Regions from separate parts of the Homo sapiens genome. Here region 1 is linked to region 2. The links are chromatin contacts, found by Hi-C or POLR2A ChIA-PET in ENCODE. All regions are on one chromosome and are shown on one strand. The core of a region is the stretch at or near the end of the contact, and the rest is flanking DNA. Distances in the headings are between cores, read along the strand shown. Region 1 holds the start of FDXACB1 (ferredoxin-fold anticodon binding domain containing 1). Region 2 holds the start of SLC35F2 (solute carrier family 35 member F2).

What was found. Hi-C counts contacts between places; a loop is a spot of excess contacts on that map. ChIA-PET counts read pairs that join two places held with the same protein, here RNA polymerase II (POLR2A). Pooled maps may share reads with other maps.
Region 1: a loop to region 2 is called in a pooled map, with 2.6 times the contacts of the local background. The contact joins the promoter of FDXACB1 here to the promoter of SLC35F2 in region 2. A Hi-C loop is called at or near these places in 1 of 168 maps with a recorded cell type or tissue (naive thymus-derived CD4-positive, alpha-beta T cell) and 4 of 50 pooled maps. POLR2A ChIA-PET finds 5 or more read pairs at or near these places in 1 of 52 experiments (OCI-LY7).

What each region holds. Positions count from the first base shown.
Region 1 is chr11:111,875,916-111,880,704 of GRCh38, reverse strand. It overlaps FDXACB1 (ferredoxin-fold anticodon binding domain containing 1), which reads left to right and starts at 1,540. Exons shown (of 5, transcript NM_138378.3): 1 at 1,540-1,744; 2 at 1,993-2,149; 3 at 3,694-3,897; 4 at 4,066-4,224; 5 at 4,601-4,789. The coding sequence starts at 1,573. It overlaps CFAP68 (cilia and flagella associated protein 68), which reads right to left and starts at 1,164. Exons shown (of 4, transcript NM_022761.3): 1 at 1,100-1,164. The coding sequence starts at 1,144. RefSeq lists enhancers at 1,287-1,756, 1,253-1,872.
Region 2 is chr11:107,855,692-107,862,554 of GRCh38, reverse strand. It overlaps SLC35F2 (solute carrier family 35 member F2), which reads left to right and starts at 3,768. Exons shown (of 8, transcript NM_017515.5): 1 at 3,768-3,897. The coding sequence starts at 3,788. LOC124902746 (a long non-coding RNA gene) reads right to left here and starts at 3,325. Exons shown (of 2, transcript XR_007062876.1): 1 at 2,901-3,325; 2 at 1,566-2,809. RefSeq lists a silencer at 3,643-3,952 and an enhancer at 4,173-4,242.

The DNA.
Region 1 (4,789 bases), core at 291-2,790, 4.0 Mb before region 2:
GCTACTCCATATGCAGAGCAACCCTGAGGGCAGCTGGTTGCCCATTTTTATGGTTGTTGATTATATACTAAACAAGGGGTGGATTAATTCATACCTCCACTTTTTAGACCATATACGGTAACTTCCTGACTTTGCCATGGCATTTGTAAACTGTCATGGCGCTGGTGGGAGTGTAGCAATGAGGATGACCAGAGATCACTCTCATCACCATCTCGGTTTTGGTGGATTTTAGCTGGCTTCTTTACTGCAACCCGTTTTATCAGCAAGGTCTTTATGACCTGTATCTTGTGCTGAGCTATCTCATCCTGTGACTAAGAATGCCTTAACTTACTGGGAATGCAGCCCAGGTCTTAGCCTTATTTACCTAGCCCCTATTCAAGACGGAGTTGCTCTGGTATAAATACCTCTGACATTCTCACTTATAAGTGGGAGCTAAACATTGAGCAAACATGGACCTAAACATGGAAACAACACACACTCCAGGCTACTAACTAGAGTGGGGAGGGCGGGTGGTGTGGGTTGAAAAACTATTAGGTGCAATATACCCATGTAGCAAACCTGCAACCTACCTGGGTGCAATATATCCACGTAACAAACCTGTACCTGTACCCCCATTTGTAAAATAAAAGTTGATTTTTTTTAAAGGCTTACAACGCTCCCTATGACCTGGCCCCTGCCTAACTCTTCAGTCTCATCTGTTACTCTCCCTCCAATTGTGTTTCAGCCAAACTCAACTATTCTGTTTCTCCATCAAGCTTTTGCATATATTGTTCCTTCTGCCTCTTCACGCCTCTTGACTCAGTTAAGATGCACTTTTACCCTGTTAGCTTTCAACTCGGGTTTACTTCATCCAAGGACTCTCTGACCCTCTTCGCCCCCAAACTTGGTAACGTTCTTCTGTGTGCTCCCAGAGCACACACCCTGCCATATCAGAGTTGCCTGTTTTGCTCTGTGCATTCCCCACCAGACTGCAGGCTCATTGAAATCATAGGCCACATTTTGTTCATCCACATATCGTAACCACCCTCACAGTGGCCTGGCACGCAATAGACACTCAATACTCTTTCTTGAACGAATAGAAGATAGGAGATTTAAGCACCTGGAAGAGAAATTTTGAGCAGCAGAGACACTGGGAGGCAGCCATTTCAGACGAGGTGAAAAAAGGTTCAAAACCTTCTGCGTCAGGAGCATGCGAGACACAGTCCAACCTCTTCCTTGGCCTCAGCCCCGCCCCGTTTCTTTCACCCAGAACTCGCCTCACCCCCCTGCGCTAGTGACTGCTTGTGACCTCATGCAGGTGTGATGAAGTCGCTCAAGGCCATGCTTGGGCTAAAGACACTTTGATCTTCCCGAGGGGGTGAAAGGGCGAGGTGACAGGAAAGTGCGCGTCTTGCTTTTGCACTCATAGTTATCATCCACCGGGGAGTCGGTACACCGGCTCGTCTAGACAACCAGGCGCCATGGGTGCGTCATCAACTAGTGACGGGAGAAGACGGGGCGGAGAGAGATCCGTGAAGGAAGTGACGTAAAACGAGCGCCACAGAGAACGCGAGCCGGGAGTCCGTGGAGGCCATGGCCCCTCGGCGCCTCCTGTTGGTTGGGGAGGGGAATTTCTCCTTCGCCGCCGCTCTGAGCGAAACCCTGGATCAGAGCACTCAACTTACCGCCACCTGCCTCCAGCGCCCGGCCGAGTTGGCTCGGGATCCACTGGCCTGGGAGAATCTGCAGTGCCTGCGCGAGCGAGGTAGCGAGCCCGCCCCTCTGCGAAACCCCGCCCAGCGGCCGGCGCGTCCCAAAGTGGAAAGGGTGGGGGCGTGGGGATGTAACCCACGTGGAGATTGTTCTTGATCGTCCCACGGATATTCACATAAAGCCGGCTTTGTGCCCAGACTTGGGCTGGTCTGCACGGTTTAAGTTAGGAAGAGTTTTTCTGTTCCATGTCTTGAGGCATCCTCCTGTCTATATTTTGCGCCCCCAAACTATCTTTGCCAGGTATCGATGTACGTTTCGGTGTGGACTGCACCCAGCTGGCAGATGTCTTTGAACTGCACGAGAGAGAATTTGATCAAATTTATTTCATCTTCCCGCATTGTGGACGCAAAGCTGGCGTAGCTAAGAACAGGGAACTGCTTGCCAAATTTTTCCAAAGGTGAGGAAAGGAGCGCCCTCACAAGGAAAATGTTTAAGATGTCCATAACATAGTTACTGTACCCAAACATAAGGCACACGTGCAAGCTACTATGATATGTTTAGAAGAGACTATAAAGCCCCAAAGGAACCCCAAGTTTAGTTGGAAAGACAGATATATAAACCCTAAATGCTAAATGAAAGTACAAATAATGTACTCTTGGGTGTGTAAAAGAGGATCATTTATTTTTGACAGTGCAAAATAATGAGAGCCATATAGTCTAATGGCTAAGAACGTGCACTTAGAAGCCAGACTGCCTGGATTCAAATCCCAGCCCACCACTTAACAGTTGTTATTTTTTTATTTTTATTTATTTTTATTTTTTGAGACAGAGTCTCGCCCTGTCGCCCAGGCTGGAGTGCAGTGGTGTGGTGCAATCTCGGCTCACTGCAAGCTCCGCCTACTGGGTTCACGCCATTCTCCTGCCTCAGCCTCCCAAGTAGCTGGGAGTACAGGCGCCCGCCACCACGCCCAGCTAATTTTTTGTATTTTTAGTAGAGATGGGGTTTCACCGTGTTAGCCAGGATGGTGTCGATCTCCTGACCTTGTGATCCGCCTGCCTTGGCCTCCTAAAGTGCTGGGATTACAGGCATGAGCCACCACGCCCGGCCAACAGTTGTTATTTTAAGCAAGCTTACTTAATCTTTACATGCTTCCGTTTCCTCAACTGTAAACTAGGGATATTAATAGTAACTAACTGGGCCAGGCGTGGTGGCTCATGCCTGTAATCCCAGCAGTTTGGGAGGCCGAGGTGAGCAGATCACCTGAGGTCAGGAGTTTGAGACCAGCCTGGCCAAAGTGGCAAAACCCCGCCTCTACTAAAAATATAAAAATTAGCTGGCCGTGCTGGCACGTGCCTGTAGTCCCAGGTACTTGGGAGGCTGAGGCAGGAGAATCGCTTGAACTTGGGAGGTGGAGGTTGCAGTGAGCTGAGATCGTGCCACTGCACTCCAGCCTGGGCGACAGAGCAAGACTCCATCTCAAAAAAAAAAAAAAAAAAAAAAGTAACTAACAGCCTCATAAAATTATTGTGAACTGAAAACAGTGCTTTACATGATTATACCACAAGACATGATACTATTGGAGGTGTCCGATGGGGCATAGCTGTCAATAAAGTTTTGACAGAGGTGGTATTTTAAACTAGTATTTGAATTTCAGGAGGGCAGTGAAAAGAACTTTCTAAATGGGAAGAAACAGCCTAAGCAATGAATCATATATAGGAACTGTGCAGATATTGATCTTTCTGTGACATATGCATGAATGACACAAATGCAAAGCAGACCCTGGTCAGCCAATCTTATCAGTGAGTGGGTTGAACATTTAATTTATGCTTCTATTTACTTCCAGCTACTTTCTTTGCATTTTTTGAGGTCTAATAGATTTTTGCACATAGGTATGATTGGATTTTAATTATTTCACAGGCAAACCATGTGTATGTTGCCAACTCCTGTGGTAATTTCTGCTTGTTTATGATAATTAGTTAGTGTTTCTTTTCTCCCTATTAGCTGTGCAGACGTTCTTGCAGAGGAAGGAGAAGTCCACGTGGCATTATGTAGAGGACAAGGTGGAACTCCTGCGGATAAGCCCCAGAGAGAATGGCACAACAGTTGGCAAGTGGTTGCCATGGCAGCCCTGGGGGGGCTCATTTTAAGCGACGTGTATCCATTCAGCTGTAAGGCTGTGGCAGGGTACAAGTGCACTGGATATAGGTAGGTAATAGCATAGGTTTAAGCCTTCTGCGTTTTCATCTCTCTCACTAATGATAACAAAATCTCATAGACAGACTCAATAGGCCCTGCCAATTAATTGATTCGGTCTCTAAAAATACTTGCTTATTTTAATAATGACAGACTTCATATTGGTGTCTATTTTGCCAGGAGTCAAGATAAGTCCTTTCATGTAGAAGGTGCTTTGAACCATATCTTCACCAGGAGCTTACCTTTTGAAGGTTCTCAACCCAGAATCTTCAGGATCAAACTGGGTAACCAGTGGTTTTCCTTTCCAGAACCAGAAGCACTTGTAGGAAAGTTGAACAGGTAACCAGTTATTTTGCTGGAAATCACTTCCATCTCCAGTTGTATCCTGATTGTCTTGATGGCAACCATATATTGAATGGATGGTGCATAAATTGTTAGTGATGTTGGTGCTATGTTTATTTGTCAGCCTGGCCTCCTTAAGCATCTCTAGAATTATAAATGGTCACATTTTCTGATATATTGTAGGGATGGTGGCTGTCAGAGTTCTGAAATACACGTCTGTTTCTCCTTATGGTAGATGATTTCTTTGTTTCCTTTCAAGATCAATTTAAAGATAATTCTTTTCTGTCCAGCTATTTGTATTTTTAATTCTAGCTACATTATAATTATTTACTATCTTAAGTTAGAAAAGTTATTTTTGTGTGTGTTTAAACAGGGGTTTCCTGGAAGCACCTTCATGTCATCCTATCAAAACCATAAATGAGAAACTCATTGCTGAATTAGGCAAAGTTTTCCCGCTAAAAAGGCTGAAGTGTTCCTACCCTTTGCTGCCACAGGAAGGTACCAGTGTTCTTCCTTTCTGGAATTGTGACTTTCTGTCAGCTGCTTTTTGGATTAGTCTCCA
Region 2 (6,863 bases), core at 2,519-5,018:
TCTCAACTCACTGCAACCTCTGCCTCCCGCGTTCAAGTGATTCTCCTGCCTCAGCCTCCTGAGTAAAGCGCATCACTTCAACCTCTGCTTACATTATATCACTTTCTTTTCTTTCTGTTTCCCTCCTTTTTTTGGTGGTGGTGGTGGTGGGGACACAGTCTTGCTATGTCACCCAGGCTGGAGTGCAATGGCACGATCTCAACTCACTGCAACCTCTGCCTCCTGCATTCAAGTGATTCTCCTGCCTCAGCCTCCTGAGTAGCTGGGATTACAGGCGTGCACCACCATGCCTGGATAATTTTTGTATTTTTAGTAGAGATGGGGGTTTCGCCATGGTGGCAAAACTGGTCTCGAACTCCTGACCTCGTGATCCACCCGCTTCAGCCTTCCAAAGTGCTGGGATTACAGGTGTGAGCCTCCATGCCTGGCCTCTGTTTCCCTCCTATGACACTGTGATTACATTATGGCCCACAGGATAATCTCTCCATCTCACGGTGTGTAACTTAATCACATCTGCAAAGTCCATTTTGCCACTCAAGGCAACATTCACAGGTTCTAGGGATTAGGACCTGGATATTTTGGGGGACATTATTCAGCTTGCTACAATGTCTAAATTCATCTTTTAATTTCATGTATTTATACAAAGGCATACATTTGACATAACAGGGACTCTATTGGCGGGCGTGGTGGCTCACACCTGTAATCCTGGCACTTTGGGAGGCCGAGGCAGGTGAATCACGAGGTCAGGAGATCGAGACCAACCTGGCCAACATGGTGAACTCCTGTCTCTACTAAAAATACAAGAATTAGCCGGGCATGGGCACATGCCTGTAGTCCCATCTACTTGGGGGGCTGAGGCAGGAGAATTGCTTGAACCAGGGAGTTGGAGGTTGCAGTGAGCTGAGATCGCACCACTGTATTCCAGCCTGACAAAGAGAGACTCCGTCTGAAAAAAAAAATAAAAGCGGGGGGACTCTATTATACGTGCCGGAGTTTTTTTTTGGGGGGTGTGTGTGTGTGTCTGTGTGTGTGTTTTAAAAGACTGTCTCACTATGTAGCCCCAGGCTGGTCTGAAACTCCTGAGCTCAAACAATCCTCCTGCCTCAGCCTCCTGAAGTGTTGGGATTACAGGTGTGAGCTACTGTGCCTGGCCCCCCACCCTCTTTTAAAGTTACTGGTGTTGACGTGTATCTTCTATTTTTCTTCATACTCACATAATCAAACATAGTAGTCCTCCCTTATGTTTCAAGACCCCCGGTGGGTGTCTGAAACTGCAGAGAGTATTTAGCCCTATACAGTATATACTTTTTTCCTACACATACCTATAATAAAATTTAATTTATAAAATTGGCACAGTAAGAAATTAACAACTCATAATAAAATAGAACAATTATAACAATATACTGTAATAAAAGTTATGTGAATGTGGTCTCTCTCTCAAAATATCTTACTATACTCTAGTCACCTATTTTCAGAGGGTAATTGGCTGTGGTAACTAAAACCGTGGAAATCAAAACCTCAGGTAAGGAGGTGACTACTGTATATATTGCAAATAAAAAATCAAATTTGGTTAAGGAGAGACTTTATTTGTAGGGATTATTGCAAATGGGGATGGGTGGGGACTGTGGGGAAGGGTTCCTGCAGTAGGAGGGGGCCTATTCCCTACTGGTGGGAAGTGGAATGAAAAGGTGGCTCTCCACTGGATAATAGATTAGAGAATGTTTCACCCTGAGGCCAACTTCTCAGGAGGGGCTATTAAGGAGGGGTTACCTGCGGCTCAGGGTCAGGGTGGGTGAAAGTTCAGAGGTATGAGGGAGGAAGAGAAATTCAACCAAAATCTTTGATTAAAAAAAAAAAGGTGGGAGGCTTCTTTTCTTTTCTCTTTCTTTCTTTCTCTCTTTCTCTCTTTCTTTCTTTTTTTTTTGAGACAGTCTTACTCTGTTGCCCAGGCTGAAGTGCAGTGGCACGATTTTGGCTCACTGCAACCTCTGCCTCCCGGGTTCAAGTGGTTCTCCTGCCTTAGCCTCCCAAGTAGCTGGGATTACAGGCACACACCAAAACGCCGGGCTAATTTTTGTAGTTTTAGTAGAGACGGGATTTCGCCATGTTGGTCAGGCTGGTCTCGAACTCCTGACCTCAGGAGTAATCCGCCCGCTTCGGTCTCCCAAAGCACTGGGATTACAGGCGTCAGCCACCGCGCCCGGCCTAGGAAGGTTTCTTAATTGTCATTACTTTCCAGGAGCACAGGGCTCAGGTAGAATTCAACGTTGTCAATATGCAGGGTTAAATGAGTTGTTTACTTTACAAAAGTGACATCTTAAATGTGCTTCTAATGTCCTCTTGTTTCATAATATGCTTGTATTATAATACTTAATTAGTCTCTACGGATGACCACGTTCTTAGTTTCAAAGGTTTTTTTGAGGTTCCTGCAGCTGCTAAACTTGGGGTTCCTGAAGTAATATTTCATTTTCGAAAGCTGTTTTTTTTCTTAGACTCCTCTTACAGAATTGCCAGCTCGTCTGCACAGCCTGTCTATTTGAACCTACGTTTATTTTGACCCACCCCAACCCCCAAAGCAGGTGGCCAGGAAAAAATAAAAGGTCCCAACACCTTTTCTTTTGTTTTCTGGATCTCCTCCTTTCCGGAAGCAGGGGGTCAGTGACAGGAACTTTTCGACCCCAGCTTAGTGTCTCTTAATCCCTCTTTAGCCCGTGGAAGCCTCGGAAGGCGTGGCCAGGGCAGGGCATCCAAGCCGAGCGCCGGGGGTTGGCACCGTCTCTCTCCCTGGCACGGCGGAGACAACTGAATACTGAAAGACAAAACCAACACACCGCGAGGAATGAGCCACGCCTCCATCCACGCCACAAAGGCACGTTTCCAAGATCTTTTTAGGATCTTACCCATGTTTTGCAGGGAAAAGCGACACAGACCTGAAGCGCCTTCAGGTTTTTTTTTTTTTTTTTTTTTTTTTTAAGACGACGTCTCCCTCTGTTGCCCAGGCTGGAGTGCAAAGGCGCGATCTTGGCTCACAACCGCCGCCTCCTGGGTTCAAGCGATTCTCCTGCCTCAGCCTCTCGAGTAGCTGGGACTACAGGCACCCGTCACCACGCCCGGCTAATTTTTGTATTTTTAGTAGAGACGGGGTTTCACCATATTTCCCAGTCTGGTCTCGAACTCCTGACCTCAGGTGATCCACCCGTCTCGGCCTCCCAAAGCGTTGGGATTACAGGTGTGAGCCAACGCGCCCTGCCAGCCTTCAGTTATTTTAATGAAGCGATTTTGTACAAATCAGCCAGAGGGAGGGAGAGTGGGAGGGAAGAGGAGGGGTCAGCCAGTCCTTCCAGTTAGGAGAGTCCCGGCTCACTCACTGCTTCTAACTCACTGCTCACTCACCGCTTCTTAGCTTAGGAATCACCTACAATAACCTCGTGTCACTGTATCTTGTGATTTCAAACAAGGAACCCTAAAAACCTGAAGGCACACTGGGTGCCGCTCAACAATAAGGCTCGGCTGCCAAGACGAAAAAAAAATTGCCCTTTCTCCTCCTGCCACCCTGGAGGTGCCAGGTTGTAATCTGCAAATGTATTGTCTGGCCCTTAGGGCTTGACAGTTAATGATTGGTCGCTGAAGGAGCCGAGCGGAGGAGCGAGAGGGACGCGAGCAAGCGAGCGAGGGAGGGAGCGCAGGGCCAGAGCGGAGCCCCAGCCGGCCGCACAGGCACCGCCTCCCGTCTTCCGGGACCCGGCACTTCGGGGGTTTTGGGCGCCGGAGACGCGCAAGGGCGCCGATGGAGGCAGACTCGCCAGCGGGCCCCGGCGCCCCAGAGCCCCTCGCGGAGGGAGCGGCGGCCGAGTTCTCCAGCCTGCTGCGCAGGATAAAAGGCAAACTCTTCACCTGGTGAGTGGAAGGGGCGTGCTGCAGCTCCGCTGGGGCGTGGGGGCGGCTGCGGGCCCTGCGCGCACGTGGACAAGGAGCACACTCTCTGAGGCCCCCAGCAGGGAGGCAGAGGTGGCGGCCGCACGGACTTCGGTTCGGGGCTCAACACGCACACCAGGTATGGTGCGCTTCACCTGGCGTCGGGAAGCACTTGGTGCGTCTCCCTCGGCTCCCGTTTCGAAATCGTGGCGATGTATTTTGGAGGATTTGGGGGGAAACCCACCCTGTGGCACTATTAGGTCGGTCCTCTGGGGCGTTCCGCGGTGGAGGGACGAGGTCCCCGGGGATGCTGTGAAGGAGGAGTGCCCACCTCGGGCTGGGCAGGTGGGTGAGCGCCACTTCCTGGCGCCGGCGCCCTCATTCCATCTGCTGCCGAGCCAGCCAGACTGGGCGCGGTGATTCAAGAGTTGACCGAAGTGAGAAATCCTGGTTAAGTTTTGTGCTGCTGCCGGGTGGGAGACCAGAGCCGGCTCTCTCTTCCTGGGCCTGAGCGAGGTGATATAGCCACCCCCAGGGCTGGGGTCCAGGGAAGCCTGTTTGTGGTATCACTATGCTCTGTGCGAAGTAGGGACAAATGTTTTTAAGGAGTGGGCAGCGACTCTAGAAAGCGTTTCTGTGGTTGCTGGAGGACTTGCACTCTGGAAATGAGAGAACCCAGGACCTAAATAGTGAAAGACATTTATTGGGCACTCGCTCTGTGTCAGGTACTGTGCATAACAATTTATATGGATAATATCAGCTAATCCTCACCACTTTAGGAGATGGTACTATTGTTATATCCACTTTGCCGCTGGAGAAACAAAGAAGGCTAAGCAATTTGCCCAAGGCCACAAGATGATCTTTAAGGGGTGATGCGTTCAAGCCGTAGTCTAAACAGCGTTGGCCACTGACAACTCATGAAACAGATATTTGATTTTTTTTTCATATTAACAAAGCGAATTTCCCTTTAACGATTGTGAAAGATAGTCCTGAAAAGCCATACCATTTTAAAAACGAGATCGATAAAGGTGTAAGCATTTTTTATCATATAAATAGTTTGAAATTGATGCATGTGTTTAAAGGGGAAAGTTGGCCGAAAACCACCTTGTAGCATCCAGTTGTGTATGTCCTGATACATTTGTTAAAAGTTCTCAGCTGGGAGGCAATTCAGTGTAATGGCTAAGGGCACTCACATTCTGGACTCAAATCCTGGCTGGGTGACCTTGGACAAGTCAGTTCTCTGTGCTCCAGTTCCCTCCCTTCCCTCCCTCTCTCCCTCTCTCCTTCCTTCCTTCCCTCTCTCTCCTTCCTTCCTTCCTTCCCTCTCTCCTTCCTTCGTTCCCTCTCTCCTTCCTTCCGTCCTTCCTTCCACAAGTCAGTTATCTGTACTCCAGTTCCCTCCCTCCCTCCCTCCCTCCTTCTTTGTTCCTTCCTTCCGTCCGTGTCCGTCCGTCTTGGACAAGTCACTTAACTTCTCTGTGCTCCAGTCTCCCTCCCTCCCTTCCTTCCTCCCTTCCTTCCTCCCTTCCTTCTGCTGGGTGACCTTGGACAAATCAGTTCTCTGTGCTCCAGTTCCCTCCCTCCGCCCCTCCCTTCCTTCCTGCCTTCCTTCCTTCCTGGACAAGTCACTTCTCTGTGCTTCAGTCTCCCTCCCTCCCTTCCTTCTTGGACAAGTCACTTAACTTCTCTGTGCTCCAGTCTCCTTCCCTCTTTTCCCTCCCTCCCTCCCTCCCTTCCTTCCTTCCCTCCCTCCCTTCCTTCCTTCCTGCCTTCCTTCCTTCCTTCCTGGACAAGTCACTTCTCTGTGCTCCGGTCTCCCTCTCTCCCTCCCTCCCTCCCTTCTTGGACAAGTCACTTAACTTCTCTGTGCTCCAGTCTCCCTCCCTCTTTTCTCTCCCTCCCTCCCTCCCTCCTGACGGAGTCTCATTCTGTCACCTTCCTTCCTGACAGAGTCTCATTCTGTCACCCAGGCCTGAGTGCAGAGGCTCTATCTCAGCTAACTGCAACCTCAACCTTTCGGGTTCAAGCGATTATCCTGCCTCAGCCTCCGAAGTAGCTGGGATTACAGATGTATACCACCACGCCAGGCTAATTTTTTCATGCTTTTAGTAGAGATGGGGTTTCCCCATGTTGACCAGGCTGGTCTTGAACTCCTGACCTCAAGTGATGCACCCACCTCCGCCTCCCAAAGTAGTGGGATTACAGGCGTGAGCCACCGCGCCCAGCCTGTGCTCCAGTTTTCTTATTTGTAAAATGGAGATAATAACAGTACCTACCTTGTAGTGCTGTTACAAGGTTACTATGCAGGAAAGGGCAGACAGAGCCTGGCTCCTTTCAGTGCTCTATATGGGTTAGTTGTCACCATTAGCTCTCTATTCTTGGGTGATGGGAACATTTGGTGATTGCTTCAGGAGATGCCAGTGGCCTTGAGGCTGGGGCAGATGATATGGCAAGATGTATGTTTAACAAGATGTGATAAGAATTAACAATGATTTTCTTTTCTTTTCTTCTTCTTCTTTTTTTTTTTTTTTTTTGAGACAGAGTTTTGCTCTTGTTGCCCAGGCTGGAGTGCAGCGGCACGATCATGGCTCACTGCAACCTCTGCCTCCCGGGTTCAAGTGATTCTCCTGCCTCAGCCTCCTGAGTAGCTAGGATTACAGGCGCCTGCCACCATGCCCGGCTAATTTTTAATACAGACAGGATTTCACCATGTTGGCCAGGCTGGTCTTGAGCTCCTGACCTCAGGTGATCCATCTACCTCAGCCTCCAAAAGTGCTGGGATTATAAGCGTAAGCCACCGTGCCTGGCCTGATTTTTTTTTTTCTCTCCTAATGTTCTGATACTTTTGGAATCCGGGTATGTTTTATAATCAGTCTAGTAGCCTCCTAAATATGAGATTTCTTTTGTCTATGAATGTCCTTTTTATGTATCTCTTTGAGGGCTTTTTC